Regions from separate parts of the Homo sapiens genome. Here regions 1 and 2 are each linked to region 3. Evidence: chromatin loops called from intact Hi-C (ENCODE). Cell type or tissue: A673. All regions are shown on one strand.

Region 1 (8,000 bases), 300 kb before region 3:
AAAGTAGATATTTTATAAATTAAAAATGTAAGAGGCTCTCAGCAGAAGCTATTAAGGAAATCTAAATGTGAATTTTTTTCTTAAGGAAAGATCTTTCTGCAGCTTCTCAAAAATTTATTCTTTAATATTTCTTTCATATTTGTTAAATGTGTACTCAATTAGCTAACCAAAGGTATTTTTGTAGTCAAATAAGTGAGCTTTTTTATTATTCACAGCTTTTTCACAAAACAATGCAAGTTTAACATAAGTCAAATAAAATGAAGTAATTTCTGGAAATGCTATGTCAGATGTTTAAGTGTGAGCTAGCGTAAAATAACCTTAACATTCCTCACAGCTATAGACAGACAGTTCAGCTAACAAAGTGACTGAAAAATCTATAGGTAGACAGTTGGGCAGTTCTCTTCTTTGCGAATGCCCTTGACTAATTAAGTAGAAATTCCAAAAAAAAGTCATGTGTACAAAAATAAATTATAATTTTTTTAAAAGAAAAAAATATGCATACAGAAAGAAGAAAAATGAGAGTTTTTTAAAAAGACTTTCAATCTTTATGTTGTCTTTTTCTGTATTTCAACTGAAAATACAATGAACCCTTTTAAAAAGCTCTAAAATGTTAGGCTAAATTTCCCCTTCAATCTGCCTAGATAAATCTTCTAACCAGTACACATTTTCCAGTCTTTCCTCTGTTAGAGTCCTCTTCAGAGTTTATAATTAAAAAGCTCAAAAACCATTGACAGATGTTTTATTGTTTGGCAATCATCTGATGATCACATAGTTACTCAGAGAAAATCAAAAGGTGGAATTTGTGCAGGAGGAATCTCCAACAATAAAGACAAAGAGAATGGGTCTCATTTAAAAAGGAAGAAGTGAGTTTTTCTACCTAATATGTTTTTTAAGAAAAGCATAGTAATGATTAAAAAACATTCAAACAATAAAAATGCTATCTTAAAATAAACTCTCCCTTTAATTCACAATTCCTATTTTCTCCATCTTCCCCTTAGGAAACTACCATTGTGAGTTTCTTGTATATCTTTCAATAGATGGTCTGTGGTTGTGTAAGCATATATTTATATTGGAAGCAGTTGTGTTAGAACAAAAGACTTCTGAAAAGAATAAAATTTGATGTTCCCTCATGTTGTTAATAGAATAATTTCAATTTTACCACATCTTTTGCTTATAAGCGACTCTTAAGTCACTTAAGAAATGATTTCTAACTAAAGAGAAAACATCCCACACTTGATATTTGTAGGAAAAAAATCCTTCCTATTATCTTATTCTATCAACCCAAATGGCACTTGTAAGAAATTATGTTCAGCTTTCAGATGTGATTAATTGAGACAGAAGAACAGCTGGTGAAATGAAGCAAAGGAAGTCATTAGAGGCAGAAAGAATGCAGGTGATGTAAGAAACAACAGCCATTCAATAAGAATGAAGGACTTCCACTTACATTTTATCTAAATATTGGTTCACATCTTCATCCTTCTCATAATCCTTACACAGCTGGGCAACCAGAGCTCCATAGGTAAGGACAAAGAGATCTTTATTCTGGAGAAAAAGGGGTAGTTTCTGGTTATAGGCAAGTTATGACAGTATACTACTGTATTTCTTTTGTTTATAAAATCTGGTTTGAAGTAGCCTTAGAAGTCACCTGTACATTTTTTCCTTCCTCCTATTATTGCAACAATTTGCACTTTTGAAAACAAATTATATTCACATTTGGATACATTGATGTGAGGTGGGGGAGAGAGAGCTGTTAAATAAAATGAATTTCGTAACATGATAACATCTTTCTATGCATTTGCTTACATGATAACTTGCAATGTATTTTCATGGAGGACAGTTTTTTAAAAATACTAATTTCTAACATAAATTTCTGTTTTTCTAAAATATATGCCATCCATGTTTTCAGTTGGAAGCAAGAATTGGATAAGACTTCTCAGGCGTCTGCACAATCCCTAATGGCCCCCAGATCTGCCAAGGAGACCTTCAGGATAAACCCAAATGTAGCAGCAAATTTGTGAGTTTCTTTTCTTTTTACTTAGAGAAAAAAGGGGAATGTGATATTTCCTTATAGTTCTCCAAAATATGTCCCATTTTTAGAGTAAATTATAAATGAAAACTAAAACTTAAGACAATTTAGGTTTGGCTTAGGGTTTTTCCAAGAACCTAATAATAAATCACAAGAAATGCTGGTAAATTATCAATGAAAAGTCTGCTCAACATATAAGAGCCACAGCAGAAGACAAAGTGCTGCCATGTACTAATGCTACAGCATAAAGATAAGCAAAGGTGAAGAAGAGAGAGAGAGAGAGAGAGAGAGAGAGAGAATGATGAGATTGTTGTGACTAGCAGTAAAACAAAAGAATTTGAAAAAGAGAAAAGTAGAAAAAATCATACCCTACCTACATGCCATGGCCCCAACATTGTGTCCCTTTATAATTAAGGCCAAACTGAAATAGTGGAATTTCTTCTCTGTCCCTGATGGGTGGGCACTATTATATATTGAAATCTATTTTATTTCCAGCTGAGTTTCTGGTTCAGTACCCATAAAGGCCAGCTTTCTCTATTCTGCTTCATGGCCAAGGACTGTACCTTGAACTATCTGTTCAATTGGGTCTCAAATCCATACCACAGATGCCAGGAAAGGTCAACATAAGTTTATCTTTATCGTTTTTAAAACAATAAAAATAATCATATGAATATCTGAAAGAACATCATTAACTATTTCAGTAGGTTATGAATGTATCAGGATAAAAATACATTTTAACTGCTTTATAAAATCAAGTGATTTCGGTATAATATGAACTATGTACCATATATTTTTAGCACTTGAGAGTCCCACAGGAAAATAAATCAAGATCCCAGAAGGCCAGAGGAGGTATCTGCAGGCATTTCAAACTGAAGTATGCTAGTTAGTCACTACAATTCTAAACACCAAGTCTGAAATTACTTAATTATATCAAATGCCCATCAGTCTCCTGACATAATTAACAGAATTTTAAAGTTAACAGTGAGTTTTTGTATCTGTAGTATCTGAGTGACTAAAACTATAAGAGAGTATTAAAGAATATTATTTAAAACTAATCTGCAAAAAAATAAGGTTTATAAATAACTCTTAACCTGGAATATATAGAAAGGATGATATTACATACCAAGCTACAATAAGACTAGGAAACATTTTTAAAGGCAATCCTTTTTTGATGACCTATTTCGATTCAGTTTTACACATAATCAACTATATATATACACACATATATATATACATACATACATATATATACATATACATATATATGTAAGTTCCCATTTCCTGAAGTATGAAATAGAAAAAATTGCTAATATTTTCATATTTTCTGTCAGAGGTGAAAAAATTGACACTCATATTGATATAATTAGTCAGAAAAGAAGACCTTAAAGTGTGTATAAAGAATTGATTATTCTTTATGTAGGAGATAATCATAATTATTCCTAGATGTGTCATTTATGATTCACTTCGCTGAACACTGTCTTTCCTCCACTAAAAATTCTTATAGCATCAGTTTTTAAAATCAATCAGAAATCACTCAAGAAAACATTTTCTCTGAAGTAGAAAAAATCTCTTTGTAGAAAGATCTTACTATTTTATGGTATTCTGGTCTTCGGTGTGCAGGGCGAGACATAGTGCTTGATAGATGAAGAATATGATCTTCAATTTCTCTTCTTTTGCCTGTTTCTTAGAGGTGTATCAGTCCATGTCTTTTTGTTTTGTTTTTGTAAGCTCTTCCTCGCTTTGAGACAGGAGTGCTGCTTCTGCACTCTGCTGCTTTTGCTCTTTGCTGAGCTGAAGAGGGAAAAAAACCATGAACAACAGGATTGTCTTATAGCCACGTAACTTGCCATGGATCAAATAACTGCTTCATTTGTAAGGATGAATTGTAATCTAGAGCCATAAAAGCTGATAATGTGAAGTCAGACCTGAAGCACTGCAACTCAAAAAATTCTTTAGCCCGAGGGAGTTCAAGAGTGGTGTTTTGTTCTCAGGCCAAGACATTGTTTTAAAATCAGAAACAGAAACCTTCGCAATCCAAGATAGATCTAAATGTTAGCATTATTCAGTCTTGGATTGATTGTTGTAAGAATTAGAGAGACAAGATCAGCAATCTGTAGGTAATAAATCCTGAGTTAAAACGTGATCCCTCAACTACACCAATGGTTATCACACTGTCCCCAAAACCATAGATCCCTATCTTGTGTGATTACAGTATTCAAATATATCTGGTAACTTTTTTGCTTTTCATTAGCAGCAATCAACAACATTAAGGAGTGATAGAATGGGCAATATTTTCTTACAAAACTGTTGTTCAAAATGGGCGCTCTACAGTATCATAATGTATAATGATTCTGATAGAGAAAGTAAGCCCTTAGCTTTCTTTTGAGAGCTCCTGAGACGTAAGCTATTGAAGGCTCTCTTTATTTACGCAGAAATACTTAAAGTTCAAATAAAAAAATCCTTTCACCTTGACAACTGCAGGGTGCAGAGTAGGATCAAAATCTTTCCAGAAATGGAAGCGGAAAACTCAGTTTAGGAAAGTAATTTTCTTCTACTTATAGTTTGAGTCCATTAGTCCTATTTGTTCTGGAAAATTCTTGCTATAAAGTGACAAACTCAAGAATACTTTGACGAAAAGTGTGGTGTAGTTGAAAGAACCTAGGAGGATTTGGAAGGCTCAGGCTGTTGCAGCCCTACCATTTACTGGCTGTGTGGCATTGGGCAAGCCATTTTATTGCTCTATGACTCAGTTTCCACATTTGCAAAATGGCAACAATATCACTCACCTCACAGAATAATTGTGAGAACCAAAGAGACGAGGCGTACCGTAAAACACATTAAAATGCACCATATAATAACTAGTTACTATAGGTTATTCTTGTGGTTGGATAAATTGAATGGAATTCTACAATACCTAAGGCATTTCCATCACTGCATATGTTCTATGACACTATGATCTCAGGAAAATTAATTTCACTTAGTTGTGGGGTATGGGGTGGAGAGTTTTTCAGTAGCAAATAATAACGACTTATATGTATATCAAATTTACAGTTTACAACATGGTTTTCGTTCTCTTCATCTCATTTTAATTCAGATACAATCTGTGAAATAGTACTGTAATCATGGCCATTTTACAGGATAAGAATCTAAAAGTAGAGAGGTTGAGAAATGTATTCAAGGTTATCTGGATGTTGGCAACAAGAAGGGATTTGGGCTAATTTTGATGATTCCAAGTCAAATTTATTTTGTACCGCACACACTCTAATTATGTTAGAGCAAACTATTTTAGAGGCAGACTCAAAAAGCTTACTAAGGTGCAGGGACAGCATGTTGCTGGGTCAATTTGTGGGCAATCCTAGTTCTGAGTAAGATACCCCAGAGAATAACCTACAAAGGGCCTGTGTGCTTGCTGCGAGGTGATGGCGGTACTGGAATCAATTTCACCAAACTCTAATGGCTGTGGTATGGTCACATTATGGCCATCGGGAGAATTCGGGATGTCATTGGATGTATTAGAAAAAGCCGGCTTTTACTTCAGACTGACATGGCTCCCCTCTGCTCCATTGACCTTCCAGTCAAGACACGAGCTTAAGGAAGGAGCAGAGCCCCTGCCAGGTGCTACTGTACAAAGCACAACCTTCACGACCACAGCTGTACTCATCATCACAGGGGACACTGGTTTGCTGGTTTTCAGTCTATGAAACCTGCTAGTCTTCAGCAGCTCTTAGGATGCAAGTGAGCCCTGTGTTCCCCAGACTCCTTTTTTAATGTAAATGTACTCCTCCCTTAAATAGAAGAAAGCACAGAGATGATGTTTCAAGCGGGTACATGATCTATAATGTCTGCCCTGGCAGCCAACTAGGAAAGAATTATTCCAAGATAATGCATAAGCAAAGTTTTTCCTGTTTTACTAAGAGTTCTTTAGTCTTGTTAGGACTAAATCTGGAACTGGGGTTAGGAGAAAGACACATTCTTCAGTCTGGTAAAACTGCACTGCAGTCAACCAACCCAAGTAAATGGTGAATTGAGCTATGCCCCTATGCTGGTCCTTTGGGAATACATGGGCAGCAGAGTAGACACTTGGGAAGGTGCTAATAGAGGATGACATCCGCTGATCTGTCGGTTGTATGATCACCCGCAAACTATCAGAGAAGGCAAAGGTCTGAATGTCCCTAAAATTTATGTGTTTAAACTTAATGCCCATTGTGGTAGTTTTAAGAGTTGGGGCCTTTGGGGAAGCGATTAGGTCATGAAGGCTCTGCCCTTATGAATGAATTAGCACCTTATAAAAGGGCTGGAAGGAAATAGCTTAGACTTTTGTTGCTCTTCTGCTATGTGAGGATATAGCAACAAGGTGCCATCTTGGAAGCAGAGAAGAGCCCTTGCCAAAAAACAATGCCAGCACCTTGATCTTGTACTTCCCAACCTCCAGAACTGTAAAAAATAAATTTCTGGTGTTTATACTAGTCTGAAGTATTATAGCATCACAAAAGAACTAAGAAAATTGATTACTCATAAATGTAATCATTCACAGTCATTAGCAAGTTACACATTGGCACTGCAGATGAAGTGATTAGTTCTTTCAACAGTAAGCAATAGTAAAACTTGGGAATTTATCATCTACAAACTCCTTTACAGCAAGAATTTTACAATCCAATAATGTTTTCTAATCAATCTATGCTCCATCCTTTACTACATACTTCCCTGAAAGAATGGTCTACAATTTCCTTCCCCACTTCCTCACTCCCCTTATACAGATGCTCCTCAACTTGTGATAGGGTTATATCCCGACAAACCATTCAGAAGTCAGAGTGCATTTAATATACCTCATGTACCGAGCAGCATAGCTTAAGCTAGCCTACCTTAACATGCTCAGAACACTTACATTAGCCTACAGTTGAGCAAAATCATCTAACAGAAAGCCTATTTCATAATAAAGTATTGAATATCTCATGTAATTTATTGAATACTGCACTGACAATAAAAAACAGAATGGTTGTGTGCATGTTTGATGTAGGGTTTCTCCTGAATGTGTATTGCCTTCACACAATTGTAAGGTGGGGACCATCTGTACTTTAATTAAGTTCATTTTTAAATATAAAATTTTAAACATAAGAAGGCCAGGCATGGTGGTTCACGTCTGTAATCCCAACACTTTGGGAGACCGAGGTCGGTGGATCACCTGAGGTCAGGAGTTCGAGACCACCCTGGCCAACATGGCAAAACCCCATCTCTACTAAAAATACAAAAAAATTAGCCAGGTGTGGTGGAGGGCACCTGTAATCCTAGCTGCTTGGGAGGCTGAGGCAAGAGAATCGCTTGAACCTGGGAGGTGGAGGTTGCAGTAGCTGAGATGGTGCCACTGCACTCCATCCTGGGTGACAGAGTGAGACTCCGTCTCAAAATGTACATATATGTAAAAAATAAAAATAAAAGTATAAGCCTAAGGAAAGATGTGGCATTTACTATTGAGCTTTACTGAACATGTCACTATATACACTTCAGGCTTTGCTTTTTTAAATTTTTGTGTTGATACATGATATTATGAGGTACATGGATAGAATATACAGTGATCAAGTTAGGGCATTTAGCGTATCCATCATCTTGAGTATTTATCATTTGTATGTGTTGAGAACATTTCAAGACCTCTTTTCTAGCTGTTTTGAAATGTAAATACATTATATATTATTTATATATATAAAACTCTCAGACAAAACTTGCTAAGTTTGTTCTTTGTATATTTTATATATTTTCTGATATTTATTTGATGGATTCATTTCTGATAAAAGTATATTAAAAATATCTCTCCAGCCAGACGTGGTGGCTCACGCCTGTAATCCCAGCACTTTGGGAGGCCGAGGTAGGTGGATCACCTGAGGTCAGAAGTTTGAGACCAGCATGGCTAACATGGTGAAACCCTGTATCTACTAAAAATACAAAATTTAGCTGGGCATGGTGGTGCATGCCTGTAATC
Region 2 (8,000 bases), 230 kb before region 3:
ACTCAGGGATCTGTGGAAAGGCAACAAAAGATCTAACATTTATGTCACTGGGGCAAAAAACAAAAGAATGAGTGTGGAATAGAAACACATTTTTTAAAAAAATAGTGGCTGAAACATTTTAAAATTTGGTGAAAAACATATACAGATTTAAGAAGCTGTGTGAATGCCACAGAAAATAAATCCAAAATCAGAAATTTAACTTTAATATAACATCATACAAAGTATATTCTCTGACAATGATGGAATTACGTATAAATTAATCACAAAAAAAAAAGAAAATCTCCAAACTCTGGAAAATTAAATAACACACTTAAAAATAATTCACAGCTCGATGAGCAAGTCTAAGGGAAATTTTAAATAGTGTATATTGGACTGAATTAAAAGGAAATGACATATCAAAATCTGTTGGATACAGCTGAAAGAATGTTTAAAGGGCAGACACTTCTCAAAAGAAGACATTAATGCGGCCAACAAATATATGAAAAAAAGCTTAACATCACCGATCCTTAGAGAAATGCAAATCGAAAACACAATGAGATACCATCTCATGCCAGTCAGAATGGCGATTGTTAAAAAGTCAAGAAATAACAGATGCTGGTGAGGTTGCAGAGAAATAGGAATGCTTTTACACTATACGTGGGAATATAAATTAGCTCAACCACTGTGGAAGACAGTGTGGCAATTCCTCAAAAATCTAGAAACAGAAATACCATTTGACCCAGCAATCTCATTACTGGGTATATACCCAAAGGAATATAAATCATTCTATTACAAAGATATATGTGTACGTTCATTATAGCACTATTCACAATAGCAAAGACATGGAATCAACATAAATGCCCATCAGTGATAGACTGGATAAAGAAAATGTGGCATATATACATCATGGAATACTAAGCAGCCATAAAAAGGAATGAGATCATGTTCTTTGCAGGGACATAGATGGAACTGAAAGCAATTACCCTCAGCAAACTAATGCAGTAACAGAAAACCAAACACCACATGCTCTCACCTATAAGTGGGAACTGAACAATAAGAACACATGCATTAAGAAAAATAGCTAATGCATGCTGGGGTTAATACCTAGGTAATGGGTTGATAGGTGCAGCAAAACACCATGGCACATGTTTACCTATGTAACAAACCTGCACATCCTGCACATGTACCCCAGAACTTAAAATAAAAATAAAAATGTAAAAAAGAATGTTTAAAGGGAATATATAAAACACTAGACACGGCCAGGCACGGTGGCTCACACCTGTAATTCCCAGAACTTCGAGAGGCCGAGGTGGGTGGATCACTGGAAGTCAGAAGTTCGAGACCAGCTTGGCCAACATGGTGAAACCTCATCTCTACTGAAAATACAGAAATTAGCTGGGTGTGATGGTGGGTGCCTGTAATCCCAGCTACTCAGGAGGCTGAGGCAGGAGAATTGCTTGAACCCAGGAGGCGCAGGTTGCGGTGAACCAGGATTGTGCCACCGCACTCCAGCCTGGGCAACAGAGTGAGACTGTGTCTCAAAAACAAAACAAAACAAACAAACAAAAGCAAAAACAACCAAACACTAGACACTTACATCAGAAAAAAAAAAAAGAAATCTCAAATAAATAATCCAAGTTTCCACTTCAAGACACTAGCAAAAGAAGAGCAAAATAAATACAAAGTAAAGAGGAGCAAACAAATAAGAAGAGAAATCAATGAGATTGAAAACAAAAATAATAGAGAAAATAAATAAAACCCAAAGCTAATTTTAACAGTGTCCAGTAAGATTGATGGACTTCCAATAAGACAAAGAAAAAAAGAGAGGGCAAATTATCAAAATCAAGAATGGAAGAGGAGATATCACTACAGACCCCACAAACATTAAAAGGATGAGAAGGGGATGCTGCAAAGAACTCTGCAAACATAAGTTCAACAACTTGGATGAAATGCATAAAATCCTTTAAAATTGCAAACTACCAATATGCATCCAAGATGAAAGAGATCATCTGAACAGTCCTATAACAACTTAAAAGTTTGAATTTGCAGTTTAAAAACCGCTTGAAATAGAAGTTTCCAAACTCATACAGTTTCACTGTAAATTTTACTAAACATTTAAAGAAATGACACCAGTTCTATATAATCTATTCCAGAAAACAGAAAAGGAGGAAACACTTCTCAACCCATTTTATAAGGCCAGCATTATATGACACATAATACAAAACTGGGAACATAAGTAGGCTAAGAGCTTTAGTCTTTATCTTAAGAACAGTAAGAAGCAAATTTAGGATTACTAGAGTCAAAGTCAAGATAAAGCTCTGGACTGAAAATGAAGCAGGAATAATAACGGACACTTACATTGTTCCTTTCAGGTGCTCTTCACTCCTAAACTGGAGAGATAAGCAAGCTATGTCTGTTCCTTCATGCGTTCTTTCTCCTGGCCCTACTACCCTTCTCTGGCTTGTCTTTTTTTCTTTTCTTTTCTTTTTTCCTTTTCTTTTCTTTTTTCTTTTTCTTTTCTTTTCTTTTTCTTTCTTTCTTTTTTTTTTTTTTTTGACACAGGCTTTTCTGACTCCAGCCTGGATAACAGGCTGTCGTCCAGGCTGGAGTGCAGTGGCACGATCTTGGCTCACTGCAACCTCCGCCTCCTGGGTTCAAGCAATTCTCCTGCCTCAGCCTCCGGAGTAGCTGGGATTACAGGCACTCGCCATAATGCCCAGCTAATTTTTGTATTTTTGTAGAGATGCAGTTTCACCATGTTGGCCAGGCTGGTCTCAAATTCCTGACCTCAACTGATCCACCTGCCGTGGCCTCTCAAAGTGCTGGGATTACAGGCATGAGCCATCTTGCCTGGCCCTCTGGCTTGTCTTTCAAAGAAAAAACACAAAAGTGCTGGGATTACCTGGTGAAAAAAAGACAAACTGCTTGGATTACAGGTGTGAGCTACCACACCTGGCCCTCTGGCTTGTCTTTCAAAGAAAAAAAAAGCCTCCATTACAGCTTGCCAGCTGCAAGGGAGAAATTAAGGGGGAAAAAATGCTAACTTCCTCAACTCTTGCACCAATTACCAAAAAACCCCAGAATTTATTGTTCTAGTTTATCTTAATGTTCTGTTTTTAGAAATCCAAGCATTCTAAATCCCAGACATTTGACTTTAAAGAGTCTCTGTACCAGCAGAAGTTATATTCAACATTTTGTGTGTGTGCACACAGTTTTTATCAAATTATTTTAGTCTGTGATTCCCTCACCACACTGAATGGAGGAGTATTATGTTCTTCCATGAAGTTAGAATTTAGAGCAACATCTTGCTAAATAGAAGCTATATCAATGTAAACTGTCAAATGCCAAGTATTTGTTGGTATATTTAGAAAGAGAAAGAAATACAAAACAATTAACATTAAAGACTTTAATTAATATATGGTTTATAGTTAAGTCCAGATATGGTCCAATCTTCTATACCTTCTTCATATTGGAGACTGTATACTATAAATGAATAGTCATAATCTTGAACTTAAATCATTGCAAAATTATGCATTTACATTTACATTATCAAATAAAAATTATATTATGCCAATATAGTTTAGTGTTAATTTGAATTTCAATTATTAGAAAACGGGTAACCCATGAATTGCCTATTTATAGGTTTTCTGCATTGCCTTCTCAAGTATAATATTCTGCCTAATCACCAGGAGATTCCTTATAAGCAGGAAGAACAAAACTCAGGACTGCTTTGTCTATTCTCCGAGTCTTTAGAGTTGGTTGGTTGTAGCTGATGCACGCTAAATGTGAGGCTTGGGGTCTCCTGGTCAGCACACTGGGGTCCCATTGTTACCTGCACCTCCGAGATTACCAAGGTCAGTCTCTTCCTCCCTCTCTACCCCTCACTCTCCTCTCTCCCTCCCTCCCTTCCTTCCTCCGTTCTTTCCTTCCTTCCTTCTCTCTCTCTCTCACACACACACACCCTCCACACACACGCTTCATGAATACACTGTCCCTCCACTAACGCACGACTCGCTCCTCACAGCACAACTTGGATCAGTCTCAGACCCCTAAAGGTCTCTCGCATGGGGTCGCCATTCTTCCTACTTTGTGCTCAAGGCGCAGGATCTGGAGTTCTCGGTTTCCAAGCAAGACTGGTCGAGTCTAGGTCGGATTGGCTGCGATAGAACGAGGGGCAGGGGTTGTACCGAATCACAAAGCTAGGATTTTCATCTCTCTCTCTCGTTCTCTCTTAGTCTCCGCCCTCGAATCCTGGCAACAGGCGCGGTGAGTTTTTCTGAGAGGAACCCGGCCTGGGGTTGCTATGGAGATAGGACGCAGCAACTCACAGAGCAACCAGGACCCAGAAATCGCTTAAGAGACCGCGGCAAAGTAACTTAACTGAGTTGCCTTCTTCCATATTTTCACGCCCCTTTCATCCAGAACATTTTTTTTCTTGAACTGCTTCCATGGAGGACTCAACCTCCCCGAAGCAAGAAAAAGAAAACCAAGAAGAACTAGGGGAAACAAGGCGGCCATGGGAAGGAAAGACAGCAGCTTCTCCCCAATATTCTGAGCCTGAGTCGTCTGAGCCCTTGGAGGCGAAGCAGGGGCCAGAAACTGGACGCCAGTCCCGAAGCAGCCGTCCTTGGAGCCCGCAGTCTAGAGCCAAGACGCCTCTGGGTGGCCCCGCGGGACCAGAAACATCATCACCTGCTCCTGTCTCTCCGCGGGAGCCCTCTTCCTCTCCTTCTCCCCTGGCTCCGGCCAGACAAGACCTCGCGGCACCACCTCAGTCGGACAGGACCACGAGTGTGATTCCTGAAGCTGGGACACCTTATCCTGATCCTTTGGAACAATCATCTGATAAAAGAGAATCAACTCCTCATCACACAAGCCAGTCAGAAGGAAACACCTTTCAACAGTCTCAGCAACCCAAACCCCACCTGTGTGGACGAAGGGACGTGAGCTATAACAACGCTAAACAGAAAGAGCTGAGATTTGACGTTTTTCAGGAGGAAGACTCAAACAGTGACTATGATTTACAGCAGCCGGCGCCTGGGGGCTCTGAAGTGGCCCCCAGCATGCTTGAGATCACCATTCAGAATGCTAAGGCTTACCTGCTGAAGACTAGCAGCAATTCGGGCTTTAATCTGTAAGTCTCAGAGGGAAAAAAGATAAATGTTTGGCAAAGCAAGAGGGTGTGTGAGTATCTCTGTGTGAGAGTGTGTTTCTGTGGGTGAATCAAAATATATTTGAAAGATTGTGTTAGTAAAAGAGAGTTAATGACATAACTCTGGATCACATGACTCAAAACAGGTCATTAATGGAGATTCTTGTACCTTCTTTTTCTTAACCTTTTTTTTTTTTTGTCCTTTTCCTCCAGCTTCTTTAAAGACCCTAGGCACACAACAAAATAAAACTTAGGAATTATGGAATCTCGGGCTTGAAAAAGACCATAAAGACCATAAAGTCCAAGCATCTCTCCAGGATGCTTGTGAAAAATAATTGTCTACCAGTGAAAGCAATCACGTCTCTCATCTGTAGATGCTATTGCTTGCATGGCTTTTGAGTTCCCAACCCAGGCAGTGCTAGGGTGACCACCATCTCAGTTTGGCTGAGCGCTGAAAGTTCTTTATCCTAAGAAACCCCTTAGTCCTCGCAAACTCGGAGAATTGGTCACTATACAAGCTACCTGGAACACATGCCATTTTATCCAAGTCTCTTAAAATGTGATGATCAATAGTCTACATATGTTCTGCCCATCCCATTATAGCTTTAATTTTAGAACTTATGACATGTATAGATTTCTATAGATTTTTGCTTCCAGAGTTACATAATGATAGGGTCAGTAGAATTTTAGGGCTAGAAGGGCTTTTGGAAAACATCTAATACAACTCATTTGTTTTTGTAAATGAGGAGACCAAGTCATGGAGAACCTAATTTGCTCAAGATTCCAGTGGCTAACAACACTTACCGACTCTTACCTCTCCCTCCATCACTAAGCTCTAGCCCCATGGCTGTTCCCTCTGCCCAGAAGGCTTCTTTTCTAAGTCTTTGGCTGGCTGGCTCCTCATTCTTCAGAACTCAGCTTCCATGGAACACTACTAAAAAGCTTATTCTTTTCCTTCATAGCATTTAATGTCATTTATAATTTTTTATACAGAGAGACAGACTTATATTTTAATATCTGACTCTCCCACTAGATTGGAGGCCCCCAGAGAGCAAGGACTCTGAATTTTGTATACCACTATATACTTAGTGGTAGCACAATGCTAGCAACTATTAAGAAGAAATGAATGCTTTTTCTATTCTCTCACTCTACAACAACCAACATAGAAGACTTCTTGTTGTTGCTGTTGGTTTTGTCTTTGTTTTGAGACGGAGCCAGCTCTGTCGCCCAGGCTGGAGTGTAGTGGTGCCATCTCAGCTCACTGCAGCCTCTGCCTCCTGGGTTCAAGCGATTCTCCTACCTCAGCCTCCCAAGTAACTGGGATTACAGGCGTAAGCCACTGCGCCCAGCCTCAACACAGAAGACTTCCGTGACAAAATGTTTGGGGTTCTGTTTCCCTATCCACAAGCAAGCAATCACTTCTGCAGTGGGCACCAACTAGGTGTCCTCCAATTCAATTCTGACATATCCACCTGGAGATAGCATCAGATCCCACAGGTTGAGGGCTCAATCCCACAAGACTGCCCCACACTTCCAATGCCAATTACAAGCCCCAGGCTGATTAACCTGTGCTTCTGACCAACCAGCTATAAACCAGGGATCCAACAACTCCCTCTTTTGGTTTGACTAATTTGCTAGAGTGGCTCACAGAACTCAGGGAAACACTAATGATTACTGGTTTATTATAAAGGATATTACAAAGGATGCATATGAAGAAGTATTGGGGAAGGAGTGCAAAGTTTCCTTGCCCTTTCTGGGAAGGCCACCCTCCAGCAACCTCCATGTGTTCAGCTATCAGATGCTCCCCTAAACCTGTTCTCTTGGGCCTTTTATGGATATGTTATTGGATAGGTATGATTGGTGACTGTGTAGAAAAGGGGTATAATCTAATGCTAATAGACTGAGTGGGGAAGCCCAGCAAGGCCTAACCAGATTCTTCTTGGCCTCTCTGTGGAGCATTCTTTCCTCCTTGATATGGGGCAGGACCTCTTTTGAAATGGGGGTCTTATGACCATCAATCAGACAAAGTAGGTTAGAGAATTTTATTATGGCCAGACATGGAGAAACAGAGTATACTTTTAGTTTCTAAGGCCTATCTTGGGGATAAATGAGAAGCGGTATGAGACTTATGAGTCAGAAACTATGGATGAAAACCAATGTATATAAATCATAATTCCTAAGTTCTCACCATGATCTATTGGGGTGCTTCCTGATTAATCAGTAAATATTAATTAAATGCCTACTGAATCTACAATGTGGCAAATATTTGCAGCTATTACTAGGCTTTAAGATATATGAGATATAATTTTAAAGTCTAAGGAATAAAAAAATTAATGTATGATGTGAGAAATCTCATGAAATGTGAGATCAGTTTGAAATATTATTTATTAGTTAATTTTTTTTTCTTTTGAGATGGAATCTCACTCTGTCGCCCAGGCTGGAGTTCAGTAGCACGATCTCGGCTCACTACAAGCTCTGCCTCCCAGGTTCACGCCATTCTCTTGCCTCAGCCTCCCAAGTAGCTGGGACTACAGGCGCCTGCCACCACACATGGCTAATTTTTTTGTATTTTTGGTAGAGACACGGTTTCACTGTGTTAGCCAGGATGGTCTTGATCTCCTGACTTCGTGATCTGCCTGCCTCGGCCTCCCAAAGTGTTGGGATTACAGGCGTGAGCCACCACACCCAGCCTATTAGTTAATATTTTAAACTACAATTTACTTAAGCTGCAAGAATGTAATTTGCTACTCCATAGTGGACTCTACTTGAATTTCTGATATGAACTTCTTGTCATAATGCCCTATGTTAGATAGCAAGCCTGAATTTACAAACTGCTAAAATTGCAAAGGAACACATTATAAATACTTGT
Region 3 (8,000 bases):
AGTGCTTGATTCAGAATGGTTAAAATGAAAACGTACTGGGGCCAGGCATGGTGGCTCACACCTGTAATCCCAGCACTTTGGGAGGTTGAGGCGGGTGGATCACCTGAGGTCAGGAGTTCAAGACAAGCCTGGCCAACATGGTGAAACCCTGTCTCTACTAAAAACACAAAAATTAGCCAGATGTGGTGGCGGGCTCCTGTAATCCCAGTTACTCAGGAGGCTGAGGTGGGAGAATTGCTTGAACCCAGGAGGTGGAGGTTGCAGTGAACCAAGATCGTGCCACTGCGCTCCAGCCGGGGCAACAGAGGGAGACTCTGTCTCAAAAAAATAAAAAATAATAAAATAAAATAAGGAAGAAAAAGAAAAGAAAGAAAGAAAGAAAAACTGTTGGTAAGGATTCAAAGCAGCCAGATTTATCATTCACTCCTGGGGGAAATATAAATTACTACAACATTACAAAGCTGTTTGCCAGTATGTACTAACGTTAAACACATGCATACACCTATTACCCAGAAATTTCACTCCTAGGAAAGCCTCCCAACAGAAATATACATGTAACTTCACCAAAAGGCACTTATAATAATCTTTATAGTAGCTCAATTTGTGAGATGCAAAACTAGAAACAACTGCAATGTCCATCAACAGTAGAATGTAAACACAAATTTTGGTATATTCACCCATACTAACTATATCTAGATGCAACAATTGGATACAGCTCCCAAACATAATGCTGAAAAAAAGAAGCTAAACACAAAAGAATGCTTAGTATATTATTCCACTTATATAGAGTTAAAAAGCAATCAAAATCATCCTATAGTGTTAGAATTTGAGATAATGTTTACCCTTGAGTTCAAGTAACTGGAAACGGAACAAGGGGATTCTGGAATGCTGATGATCTGTTTCTCAGTCTGGGTGCCAGGTACAGAATTTGATAAATGAAAATTAATTGAACTGTGCACTTACAGTTTCTTTACATTTATGCAGGTATATCATATGTATAAAAACTATGTTAAAATAAAGCTATCCACTAATGGGGATTTGTTAATGTCATTTTGAAATTTGGCCAGTTTTGCTGTATATATTTCAAGCTACATTACTAGGTGTACATATACATGTTTATGATAGTTACATTCTCTTCGTGGGTTTTTCATTTTATCCCTAGTATCATGTTTTGTCTTAAATCCTATTTTGTCTGATACTAAAATTATACTGCCAGCTTTCTTCTGGCTAGCACTTACCTGGTATATATTACTCCATAATTTTTTGACTTTTGTGTTCCATTTTGTTTTAGGATTGTCTTGTAAGCACATACAGTTAAGAGTTTTTTAAAAAAAATCTACCTGATTTCAAAATTCTCTGATTTTAATAGGTAAATTAATCCATTTACCTGTAGTGTGATTCCTACTACATTTGAAGTTACTTCCATCTCTTCTTTTCCTTTGCTTGCCACCCTCCTTTACTGCCTCATACTGAAATGATAAAGTTTTCTTTATTTTTTCACTTTTACTCGTTGGTGTGAAAGCTATCAATTGCATATTGAAGATAAGTTTATCATTAGTCTTTCTGGTTTCTTTGTAGCTAAACAGTGTTTCTCTCAGGTTACACTTCATATTTTCCATTCATCTTATTTTCCATTTTTACTATGTTATGCTGAACTGGGGATGTATTTAACTATTTTTATTGTGGTGTGATATATGTACAGGTAACAGCACAACATCTTGATTAATTTTTACAAATTAAGCATATGTATACCTACACTGACATCAAGATACAGAATATTGCCATCACTCTAGAAGACTCCCTAAGCCTACTGCCAGTCATTACCTTCCAGTAAGGATAGCTACTCTTCTGACTTTTATCACATAGAGTTTTATCTGGATTTAAATTACATATAAATAGACTCATACAGCATTTGGTTTCTTTTGCTTAGCAATATGCTTATGAGGTTTATCCATTTTGTCATATAAACTGTAATTAATTTTTTTCAGTGCTGTATAGAATTCCATTGTAAAAATATATCACATTAATTTATCCATTCTACTATTGGCTGATATTTGGATTGTTCCTAGATTGGGATACTAAAAAAATCATCCTATGAATATTCTTGTAATATATTTTGGTAAATATACGTGTATTTTTACAACATATTTTCAAGGGATAAAATTTAATTGATGGGTCAAAAGGTAAATGTATGTTTAGCTTCAGTAGAAAGTGCTAATTGGTTTTCAACATAGTTGTATAAATTTTCAGTCTCTGTAGTAATGTATGAGAGTCCCAATTGTTTCTTTTCCTTTTTATACTTGGTATCATCATCTTTTTCATTTTAGCCATTTTAGTGGATGTCTCATAAGCTTAATGTGCATTTTACTGGTGAACAAAGTATTGAACAACTTTCTAAATGCTGATTAGCCATTTGGAAATATTTTTCATGAAGTGCCTTTTCTAAGTGTTTTTACCTTAAAAACAGAGTTTGTCTCTTTTTCTCATCAACTTAAAGGAGACTTTTATAATTTTGGATGCAAGTTCTTCATTAGACACATGTATTAAAAATATTTTCTAGCACTCTGTATCTTGTTTTTTCAGATTCCTTTCCATTGTTATTCCCTAAAGCATCAGGGAAAAACAGTGTACCTTTAGGTGAGAATGACTTGTCCAAGAACATAACTTCACAGATAAGTTAGGAAAACATAGTTCTTTTGTTGCTAAACTGGCAACTTCCATAAATGCTAGCAAAACTTCACAATGAGACTGAAGCTGCATTTCAAGAGGGGTGAGCAAATGCTATAGTTTTGGCACTGAGGGAGATATTTGCTAGTTTCACTTGATCCCTAGGCTCCTGAGTTAGAATTGACTCCTAGGACAAAATGTACGCTGGCCATCAATTGGATACCTTAAATTGAGGTATGTTTAGCTTTAGTAGAAAGTGCTAAACCAGCAATGCACGTTTTTAAGTTAGTTCTTCCTTTAAAACTTAGAAAATGAATTTTGATATTAGGCAGATGAGCATCAAAACATGAGTTAGCCAAGGCTAGGCTCAAATTCTGTCTTTATCACTTACTAGTCAAATGAACGCAGTCAAGTAACTTAATTTGTCAGTTCCCTTATCTGTAAAATATAGTTGATAATGCTGACCTCCTAGAGCTGCTATGAAGATTAAATGAGGCCTAGTATGGAAAACACCTGTTTTAGCACCAGATATCCGTCAGTAGCTGCTTAATAACTTTATTAATAGTAGGAGAATAAGTAGAATCAGCCTCTCCCTCATACTTGAAGTGTGCGGGTGAGGCACTTATCCATCATTTGTAATCTGTAGTTCACTTTGAAAGCATTGAGTCCAAAGTTTAGATGAGATTTAAAGCCCCCTAAGCAGCTCAGAAGCAAAACGCTGAAGTGTTGACCCTGTGTGGTGAGAGGACCTCCCTCCAAAAGTTCTAGATTTCACATTCTAGGCTGAATCCAATCATTTTTACAGTTATTTTGAAACATTTAAAAAGTTATTTATTATATTTGAAAAAATTTTCTATTAAAAAAGAGATTATATAATAGGACAGATGTTTGCTCACATGCCCACATTTTTTTCCTTGTTGTTAGGAACAAGGCTTGTGAAAATCTAGAAAAATATTATTCAACATCCCCACCTACTGGTAACTTGAAATAATATATTCCATTTTCTAGCACTCTGTGCTTCTACATAGCCACTTGGTGAACCCCTTCACCTCCCTTCAGTATTTGCTCAAACATCACCTTCTCAACGAGGCCTACACTGATGACCTTCATTAACACTATTATCCTGGCCTCCTGGTATTCCCACCCCCAAGCACTCTTGATCCCACTTATCCTGTATAATTTTGACTTTATTCCATATTCATGTCCTTTTAACCTGTTGTATAATTTATTCATTCATAATATTATCTAATTGTCTTGGCTAAAATATCAGCTCCCCAAAGGCCAGATTTTTTTCTGTTTTGTTCAATGAATCCCAAGTGCCTGACACATACTAAGTGCTCAGCAATATTTGTTGAATATTTGAATAACTGCATTTACCTTGAACTAATAAGGTTGCATTATCACTCCTGAGCAGATATGGGGCCTCGAGAAGTAAGTTTACTTCAGTTTTAGAGAAAAATATGTTCAACCTTAGCTCACCTGAATTCTATAAATGTGAAATTTCTTCTTTGCTGTATTCATTTGGACCAGACATTCTAATCAAGTCATTGAATCCTGAGAACAAAAGAATTTTCTAAACAAAATACAGTCACCATCATTGTCATTATTGTCATTGTCATCAACATCATCATCTTTGTGACTGCTTGTAAACCCAAATTGAAAGGCAAGAATAAATTTCACCAGTCCAATTTTTGGAGTGAGACAATAGACAAAGCATTGTTTCAGCTTATTTTCATTCATTAATTTTGTAACAGTTCTCCTTTTTGAGCCTGATATAGTTTAAATATTTGTCCCCACCCAAATCTCATGCTTAATTGTAATCCCCAATGCTGGATGTGGGGTCTGGTGGGAGATGTTTGGATCATTGGGATGGATCTCTCATGTCTTGGTGCTGTCTTTGTGATAGTGAGTTCTTGCAAGACCTGGTCATTTAAAAGAGTGTGGCACCTCCCCCTGCTCCACTCTCTCTTCTTGCTTCTGCTTTTGCCATGTGACATTCCTGCTCCCCCTTTGTCTTCCACCATGATTATAAGCTTCCTGAGTCCTCTTTAGAAGCTGAGCAGATGCCAGCACCATGCTTCCTGTGAAGCCTGCAGAACCTTGAGCCAATTAAACCTAATTTCTTTATAAATTACCCTGTCTCTGGTATGTCTTTATAGCAGTGCAAGAACAGCCTGACACAGAGCCCAATTAAGTTTCCTTCTTTTTCTAGTCTGCTGAGTGCTTTTACATGAGTGGTTGGTGAATTATGTCAAATGCCTTTTCTATGTTTATTGAGGTGCTGATTTTTCTTTATTGTATTAATGTAATACATTATATTGATTAATTTTAGAAAATTATGGTATTCTTGCTTTCCTGGAATAACCCCCTTTGCATAATGTATTATCTTTTTAATATATTGTTGAATCTATTTTGTTGAGATATTTTGCATCTATGCTTATAAGTGATATTCTGTAATTTGCTTTTCTTGTAATGTCTTTGTCAGTTTTTGACAGGTGGGTTATGCTGATGTCATAAAATGAGTTGGAAAGTGATATGGTTTGGTTCTGTGTCCCCACCCAAATCTTGTGTCAAATTGTAATCCCCACGTGTCATGGGAGAGACCTGGTAGGAGGTGATTGGATCTTACAAGAACGAGAGTTCTTACAAGATCTGATGGTTTAAAAGTGTGTGGTAGTTCCCTCCTTGCTCTCTCTCTCCTTCTATGCCATGGCAAGATGTGCCTTGCTTCCCCTTTGCCATGATTGTAAGTTTCCTGAGGCTTAGAAATTTCTCCCAGTCATGCGTCCTGTTAAACCTGCAGAACTGTGAGTCAATTAAACCTCTTTTCTTCATGAATTACCTAGACTCAGGTAGTTCTTTATAGCAGTGTGATAATGAACTAATACATAAAATTGGTACTGGGAGTGGGGCACTGCTACAAAGGCAACTGAAAATGTGGAACAGCTTTGGAGCTGGGTAATGGTACAGGTTGGAATAGTTTGGAAGGCTCAAAAGAAGACAGGAAAGTATGGGAAAATTCAGAAATTTCTAGAGACTTGTTGAATGGCTTTGACCAAAATGCTGATAGTGATATGGACAATGAAGTCCAGGCTTAGGTGGCCTCAGATGGAGATGAGGAACTTATTGGGAACTGGAATAAAGGTCACTCTTGCTATGCTTTAGCAAAGAGACTGGTGGCATTTTGCCCCTATACTAGATCTGTGGAACTTTGAACTTGAGAGGGATGATTTAGGGTATCCGGCTGTGATGGTTAATATTAAGTGTCAACTTGATGGGTTTGAAGGATGCAAAGTATTATTTCTGAGTGTGTCTGTGAGGGTGTTGCCAGAGGAAATTAACATTTGAGTCAGTGGACTGGGAGAGGAAGACTCCACTCTCAGTGTGGGTGGGCACTATCCAACTGGCTGCCTGCTTGGCTAGAAAAAGCAGGTGGAAGAAGGTGGAATAAGCTGGCTTACTGAGTCTTCCAGTTTTCATCTTTCTCTTATGCTGGATGTCTCCTGCCTTTGAACATCAGATTCCAGGTTCTTTGGCCTTTGGAGTCTTGGGCTGACACCAGTGGTTTGCCAGGGGCTCTCAGTCTGTGGCTGAAGGCTGCACTGTTGGCTTCCCTCCTTTTGAGGCTTTGGGACTCGGACTGAGCCACTACTGGCTTCCTTGCTCCTCAGCTTGCAGACAGCCTATTGTGGGACTTCACCATGTGATCATGTGAGTCAATTCTCCTTAATAAACTCTAGTTCGTATATACATATATCCTATTAGTTCTCTCCGTCTGGAGAACCCTGACTAATATACTGATGGAAGAAAACACTAAACAGCAAAGCATTCAAGCGTGACCTGGCTATTTTTAACAGCATACAGTTATATGGGTTCACAAAATGATGGACTGAAATTGGAACTTATGTTTTAAAGGAAAGCATAAAAGTTTGGAAAATTTGCAGCCTGACCATGTAGTAGAATATGAAAACCCATTTTCTGGAAAGAAATTAAAGCTGCTGGCTGCAGAAATTTGCATAAGTAAAGAAGAGCCAAAAGTTAATCACCAAGACAAGGGGGAAAATGTCTTCAGAACACTTCAGAGATCTTCATGGTACCCCCTCCCCTCACAGGCCTGGAGGCCTTAGGAGGAAAAACTGGTTTTGTGGGCCAGGCCCATGGCCCTACTGCTCTGTGCAGCCTTGGCACATGGTGCTCTGTGTCCCAGCTGCTCCAGCTCCAGCTGTGGCTATGAGGGGCCAAGGAACAGCTCAGGCTGTTGCTTCAGAAAGTGCAAGCTCCAAGCCTTGGTGACTTCTATATGGTGTTGGGCCTGCAAGTGCAGAAAAAGCAAGAGTTTGGGAGCCTCCACCTAGATTTTAGAAGATGTAGGGAAATGCCTGGATGTCCAGGTGGAAGTCTGCTGCAGAGACAGAACCCTCATGGAGAACCTCTACTAAGGCAATAAGGAGAAGAAATGTGGGGTTGGAGCCCCTACACAGAGTCCCCACTGGGACACTGCCTCGTGTACCTGTGAGAAAAGGGCCACCATCCTCCAGATCCCAGAATGGTAGATCCACCAGCAGCTTGCACCATGTGCCTAGAAAAGCTGCAGGCACTCAATGCCATCCCATGAAAGCAGCTGTGAGGGCTGTACCCTGCAGAGCCACAGGGGTGGAGCTGCCCAAGGCATTGGAAGCCCAACCCTTGCATCAACATGCCCTGGATGTGAGACATGCAGTTAAAGGATATTATTTCAGAGCTTTGAGACTTAATGATTGCCCTGCTGGATTTTGGACTTGCATGGGGCCTGTAGCCCCTTTGTTTTGGCCAATTTCTCCCGTTTGGAAAAGAAGATTTAGAGAATTTATCCAATGCCTGTACCCTCATTGTATCTTGGAAGTAACTAATTTGTTTTTTATTTTACAGGCTCATAGGTAGAAGGGACTTCCCTTGTCTATTATGAGACTTTGGACTTGGACTTTTGAGTTAATGCTGGAATGAGCTAAGACTTTGAGAGATTGTTGCAAAGGCATAAATTATTTTGGAATGTGAGAAGGACATGAGATTTGAAAGGGGCCAGGGGCTGAATGACATGGTTTGCTCTGTGTCCCAACCCAATTCTCATGTCAAATTGTAATCCCCATGCATTAGGAGAGGGACCTGGTGGGAGCTGATTGGATCATGGGGCAGTTTCCCCTATGCTGTTTTTGTGATAGTGAATGAGATCTCATGAGATATGATGGTTTAAAAGTATGTGGCAGTTCCCCACTTGCTCTCTCTTTCCTGCTCCACTGTGGTAAGACATGATTGCTGAAATAACAAGTTAGTATCATTATGACAGGAATAAATCC

The links. Hi-C counts contacts between places; a loop is a spot of excess contacts. Peaks named below come from ENCODE experiments on the same cell type or tissue, not always from the same donor. Only the 100,000 strongest peaks of a DNase experiment are listed, where the experiment ranks them.
Region 1: a loop joins it to region 3, with 4 times the contacts of the local background. A loop is called at or near these places in 16 of 110 quality-filtered maps.
Region 2: it touches region 3 in a loop (3-fold over the local background); 2 of 110 quality-filtered maps call a loop at or near these places.

Annotation. Positions count from the first base shown.
Region 1 is chr6:116,541,859-116,549,858 of GRCh38, forward strand. It overlaps TRAPPC3L (trafficking protein particle complex subunit 3L), which reads right to left and starts at 3,826. Exons shown (of 5, transcript NM_001139444.3): 1 at 3,615-3,826; 2 at 1,445-1,542. The coding sequence starts at 3,656. It also overlaps a transcript of CALHM4 not described here. In A673, no CTCF peak of the experiment used is centred here; no DNase peak of the experiment used is centred here; H3K27me3 peaks cover 435 bases.
Region 2 is chr6:116,612,197-116,620,196 of GRCh38, forward strand. RSPH4A (radial spoke head component 4A) reads left to right here and starts at 4,283. Exons shown (of 6, transcript NM_001010892.3): 1 at 4,283-5,113. The coding sequence starts at 4,428. RefSeq lists enhancers at 4,333-4,432, 4,483-4,602. In A673, a CTCF peak has its summit at 4,020; a DNase peak (open chromatin) is centred at 4,195; H3K4me3 peaks cover 1,332 bases; H3K27me3 peaks cover 864 bases.
Region 3 is chr6:116,843,792-116,851,791 of GRCh38, forward strand. No RefSeq gene overlaps it. Among named protein-coding and RNA genes, the nearest start is that of GPRC6A, 19 kb to the left of the region's middle. In A673, a CTCF peak has its summit at 3,666 (motif pointing left); a DNase peak (open chromatin) is centred at 3,630.